Regions from separate parts of the Mus musculus genome. Here region 1 is linked to region 2. A link is a loop called in an ENCODE intact Hi-C map of the cell type or tissue named here. Cell type or tissue: left cerebral cortex. All regions are shown on one strand. Each heading gives the region's core, and the rest is flanking DNA. Links, peaks and the distances in the headings are about the cores only. Region 1 has its middle 63 kb from the start of Gm29684. Region 2 has its middle 52 kb from the start of Gm40744.

Region 1 (2,910 bases), core at 216-2,715, 70 kb after region 2:
CTCCCTTTTTTCTGTAATCTTCTGTGTCGACAGAGCAGAAGTATCACATACGATCTGTTCTGTAAGGGAGCTCCATTTGCCTAAAGGCTCTGCACGTGACCTAATCCCCTACCCCATTACTTTTGATATTTTACTGTATTTTTGTTCTTCTCACATTATTACCTTTGTTCTTTAATACTGTTAGACAAATACACATATATCTTGTATAACCAAAAACAACACAACTAAAAACTTGGCATCCCGTTTTTAGACTTGACAGAGTGAATTATATTTGGGGTAATCAGGGCTGTAGATAATGCATCACCCATTTATTATACATAGGGGCTATTTGAGAACAGAGTTAAAATGAACAACAAATTAATCATAAGATGGACTTCAAGGCAGGAGAAGATGAGGACGACAAGATATGGTGTTAAGTAATGAGCCTTGGAAAAGACATGAGAGTTTTATAAACCAACATTCATGTATTGTGAACCCAACCTACTGGGCTCACAATAGTCACCGTTTATTTTGAATATCTATCAAAGAGACTTTAACAGATATGAATCTGCATGAAATAAAGTGCTTTGGTCACGGGTAGCAAGCACACTCCTGGCAACGTCAGCTGTTTTTGAAAGACCATTTGAAAGTACGTAGGAAAGCTAAGAAAATAAACTCAAGAGGTCAAACACGCAGATGACTGGAAAACCCAGCCTGACCCCAAGCGACCTTAAGGATCTCGGTATTGTAAAAACACCCAACTTTATTTGCTGGGACACCATGGTGGGTGAGATGCATTTCCTGGTGTTCAGTATCTTTGCCCTTTTGGTCAGTACTAAACATGCACCCGGTGTGACCGTGTACTTCTGTCATCCTGGCGTTCGGAGGCTGAGGCAGGAAAAAATCTGAGTTGGAGGCCAGCCTGGATACATACTGAGTTCTAGGCCAACCTTGGGTGCATAGAGTCCCTGTCTCAGAAAACCAAAAATCAAAATCAGAATGCAAATAAGCAGGACCCGAAACACAGGGGAGGAACTCATGGGTGCTGTGATTCTCAGACCTACTCTTTGTCTGAGGAAAAGGAGGGGACCTGGTGAGGTTAATATTAGATTGTCTTCAAGGAGAGGGATGAGTCTCATGCCTCACAGAACCAGAAACTGGGCACTATTAGTAATGGAATGTGGCACCCAGCCTGAATTTCTAAAACCCAACAGATGCCCACTCCCAGCCTGAACAATTAACAAGCAGCAGTTGGCCACCCTAGCACTTGAAATTCTGCAAGCCAGTAAGATTGTCTATTCTCGAATACAAAGAACTATGAATATCCCTCTTCGTGTAAAGCCCTGAAAACAGGCACGCTGGGTGGCAGCGTGGGTGGTAAAGATCCCTTCGGCCCAGTCTAGAATACCCACAGCTCCCAACAGGGAAACCACATGAGTGCAGTTGTACCCCATAAAGGAAGGGGCTTTCTGCCCCTAACCCCCAGGTGTCTCACTTCTGATGCAGTTTACCAGTTATCAGGGCATGGGGCAATACAGATCAATTTCAGAAGCTCCTGATCAAAATACTCAGATTTGCTTATAACGCACAAGGTTAATTGGAATTGGTGGTTTGCCTTCTTCCTTAGAGGATTCACACCATGCATGCACAAATTCTCCGCTCTTTCCCTGGTTTTCGTGAGTCAGCTTGTTTCCATGCGCTTGGGCGAATGCAAGCTGCCCTTGCTCCTATCACCTGGATTTTGTTTTGGTTTTGTCTTGGTGTTTTTTTTTTTTTCTTTTTCTTTTTTTTGCTCCCACGTGCTGCTTTCTGCTTCCCGACTCCCCTCCCCTCCTTGCCCATTTACCATCCTTCTAGCTCCACAGACAAATGCCTAGTCAGAATGTCCACGTTCCTGCCATGGCAAAAATCGAACCCAAGGAGACCCATTGAGCTTGTCACCTGCTTTCTTGGCAGGAGCCGGATGTTAATTTTGTGCAGCTGTGGCAAGAAGGCTTGTCCCTCAGACTCGGTGGGGGCGGAGGGGGAAAAAAGCAAGGTTTCCTGTGGATCTAATCTGCACAAGTCCCCAAGTGGTATCTGTGTGTTTCCATGTGCTACATTTGTAAGCCAGGCTGTCTTACCAGTATGTGTAGCAAAGGCGGTCCTTTCCACACTGGCTTAAGTACGACATTAAAGATGCCTCAAGAGACCCCAATAGTTTAAGGGAAAGTTGCCAAGCTGGTATTTTTAATATAAAACTGGTTGTAGGAGACTGAGGAAGCCATAGAAATTTCTTGTTAATGTGATATTTCAACACGGGATTAGGCAGCCTTTCTTTGATTTATGCTTTTGCCTCTCTATGCATTAATGCCGATTACACACATAGTTCTGTTTTAATGGCTGATCCTGCACAGAAGCAAGCCTGACAGTTCCCAGGAGCATTTCCTCAACCACGACGGCTCTGAACAGTCTGCCCTGTTCCAACTTGCAGCCTGTATCCCAATGCCTTCCCACACTTCTCCATCCTGGGCTCTGCTTGTGTACTCATGACCTTGCCTTGCTCCCTGGGCCTTGCTTCACCTCCGTGCCTCGCTCTCCTTCCAGCACAACCCCAGCCTATAGCATCTCCTCTCTGACCTGAGGACACCTGCAAACCATGTCTGCCTCCACTCTGGGAGCAGAGTCCAGTCATTTAAGAAAACACACACACACACACACACACACACATACACACACACACACACAAACAAGAAAATCAAAGCATAAACAGAACTCACAGTCCATTTCGGGAAACAGGGCCTGCATGTATGGACCGACAAGATATGGTACACTACACAAGAACACAGAGAGAGAGGACCATCAAAGCCCAACCCTTACAAGTAATTTTTGCAGGCTGAAGAAGACCTTCCCAAGCCAGTCTCGGGAAGTTGGTGGTAAGGGCAGGAGAAG
Region 2 (2,910 bases), core at 145-2,644:
TTAGAACAGCTCAGAACCTGCCCAGCTAAGGCTTGCAGCCCATTAATAAAATTAACAGGTCTCTGTGCCATTTATTTGGGAGCTAAAATGGGTTAAAGTGGGCATAGAAATGCCATGTTGTTACCTGGGAGCAAAAGGGGTGTCGAACACCCCCTAAGAATTACATTTACAGTGATCAGCATAACTAAGCTGCCCCTGGCTGAGGTGTGATCCTCTCTGTCACAGTCCCATTATAGACTCATTGTTTCTGGTCCTTTCTCCCTTACAAGGTGGTAGATAAGATAACAGGATGATATGAAACCTCCTCTGGCTGGCACTATGCTTCAGCCTGTTCCTTCATCTTGTGAGAGGCTCCAAGGGATCCAATTCCTTGGGGACCATTGTTTCCATAGTGTGATAACCAAAGAAAGGTGAGGCTGTCTTCTTTTTAGAAGATCTTTGTTTGTGCCAGGCTGGCTAAAGGCAATTCCACAAAAGCCCAGCTTTCTTTTAGAAGAATTTGCCTCTTAGAGGTCCCACCATCTCCTAGTGATAGCACTGCCTGGGGACTAAGCCTTTAGCATGCCAGTCTTTGGGAGACATGTATCCAAACATAGTAGAACACATCTTTAGGAGGCCTATGGTGTTCAGCTTTGAGAACCAACCTCTGTGTTAGACAGATCTGGCTGTCAAAGCCTTTGAGCATGAAACAACATAAATCTGATACGGAAAGACGAACTATAAAGACACAGGCTAAGAAAAGGGAACCTGGGTTAGTTAGCATCTTTACTGATGCCATTTCCAAACTGTACAACTGTGGTGAAGTCAACTGAGCTCCCTGCTCTCATGTTCTTTTTAGATAATCAGACATTGCAAAGGTTGTACAATGACTAACAAAAAACCATGAATGAAAAACCTTAGCTAAGCCAGGTGTGGTAGCATACGCCTTTGGTCCCAGCATGAGGAATACAGAGACAGGCAAGTGGATCTCTGTGAGTTCAAGGCTAGCCTGGTCTGTGGATTGAGTTCCAGGACTGTTAAACAAATAAACTCCATTTGGAAGAGAGAAAAAAAGAAGAATATATAGAGAGAGAACAGAAAAAAAACAGAGAGAGGGAGAGAGAGACAGGGAGGGAGGGAGAGAGAGACAGGGAGGGAGGGAGGGAGGGAGGGAGGGAGGGAGAGAGAGAGAGAGAGAGAGAGAGAGAGAGAGAGAGAGAGAGAATGAATCCAAGCCCCCAGGCTACATGCTGACAGGTCCCAGACAGAGGGCACTGTAGCCTTCTTTGCAACCCACCCCACCCCTGGAGAATGGAGCTGGCTAAGTCTCTGCTAAGAATAGAATTCCCTTGGCTCTTGTTTTTCAGCTCAGAGAATATCAGATTTGCTTGCTTCTTGGCTGTGTCTGTCTTTTGCTTCCTTTAAGGTGTCTTTTTAGGTTTTTTAAAATTAAAAAAAAAAAAAAAGAAAGAAAAAAGAAAAAACAAACTTAACATTTCTACTACTCCCAATGTCTTCTCAGAGAGCGTAGCGTTTGATCGTGCCGAGTCCAGGAGGTAGATGCGGCGGATACTTCTGATCTTCTGGGCTGCTTTTGGAACGCCAGAGTGTTACTAGGCTTTCTCGGTTGATGCCAAGCAATCTAGCTGTAAGTTGAAGAAAAAAATAACGAAGAAGCCCTTGGAAGGAAACGGTGTTTAGTACGTGGTTGGAGGTGGGGAGTGAGAAGTTTCCTCTGGGCTGAGGCTGACAAGAGGAAACCAAAAAGAAAAAACATGGATGTAACAGAAGAAGAAAATGTTTTTAATGGAAAGGCTTCCCAGAGATGGAAAGAGACCGAAGGTCTTGGCCTCCGTCATTTCTATTGTCCATCTGAGGGTGTGCATGGTGCCCTGTGCCTCTCTCTTCCTCCGCCGATTCTTCTAATTCTTGAGGGCATTAGGAGATGGGGCTGATTCATCACTTGGACTGAAGCAGGAGGGCTTGGCCCAGGCAGCTCTGCCTCAGACTGAAGGCCAGATTAATACCGTTAGTGGAAAGTGTTCCAACTGAATGGGGGAGCAGGGCTCTGGCAAGGTCACTTTCCATCAGGGCCTGCCAAAGCTGATGTCACCAGGAACTTGCAACCTGCATCTGATTTCTCCCTTTCTTTTGTACTTTTTGTTTTGATTTGTTCTTTTGAGACAGGGTTTCTCTGTAGCCCTGGCCATCCTGGAACTCACTCTGTAGACCAGACTGGCCTTAAACTCAAAGATCTGCCTGCCTCTGCCTCCGAAGTGCGGGGCATTTTATACTTTTTTTTTTTTTAAAGGCACAGAATGATGTCCCCAAAGCTCACCTCTCATCGTTCATTCAAGAGGAAGCTTATTTTTAATTTTTCCACCAATTCTACTGTACTACCCAACTTAGTTTTTAAAGACTGCATGTCCCAACTTATGCTAACGAGACAGCAGGCACCCACTGTGGTTCTACGGTGGGTTAGGAAATGAGGTTGGATAAGCAAGGGCAGCCAGGTGTGGTGCCAGGCCTGCCATCAAACTGAACAAGAGGCGTGAGAGTCACGTGCATAGATCAGTGCAAGGAAGATGATTCTTCGGAGCTTTTGGAGAAGTGGGAGGCAAGTGAGGTCTTGAGTGGTCTGGGAAGACTGCCTGGAGGGGGTGATCTGTGAGGAAGATGGGTAAGCAGAGGGAGGCATAGGAAGGGCATTCCAGAATGGACACTAAAACAGTAAACAGAACAAGTAGTGATGTAAACGGGCTGTCTGTCAGGGTGTCCTGCCCCCGGGTGTAGAGGTAGCCTTGATATAAACACTGTAGTCCAAGCCTTTCTCAAAGTTTATCTCCTGGGTAAAAGGGTGATTGATGCTTTCCTGAGATCACCTCAGACACTTTGCCTGCAGCATCTCTGTTCCAGCTAAGTTCCATGGGC

Evidence for each region. Hi-C counts contacts between places; a loop is a spot of excess contacts. Peaks named below come from ENCODE experiments on the same cell type or tissue, not always from the same donor. Only the 100,000 strongest peaks of a DNase experiment are listed, where the experiment ranks them.
Region 1: a loop joins it to region 2, with 2.3 times the contacts of the local background. A loop is called at or near these places in 7 of 42 quality-filtered maps.

What each region holds. Positions count from the first base shown.
Region 1 is chr10:95,081,557-95,084,466 of GRCm38, forward strand. No RefSeq gene overlaps it. Among named protein-coding and RNA genes, the nearest start is that of Gm29684, 63 kb to the right of the region's middle. In left cerebral cortex, for the core only: no CTCF peak of the experiment used is centred there; DNase peaks (open chromatin) are centred at 1,261, 1,613 and 1,937.
Region 2 is chr10:95,012,116-95,015,025 of GRCm38, forward strand. No RefSeq gene overlaps it. Among named protein-coding and RNA genes, the nearest start is that of Gm40744, 52 kb to the left of the region's middle. In left cerebral cortex, for the core only: no CTCF peak of the experiment used is centred there; DNase peaks (open chromatin) are centred at 1,325, 1,609 and 2,031.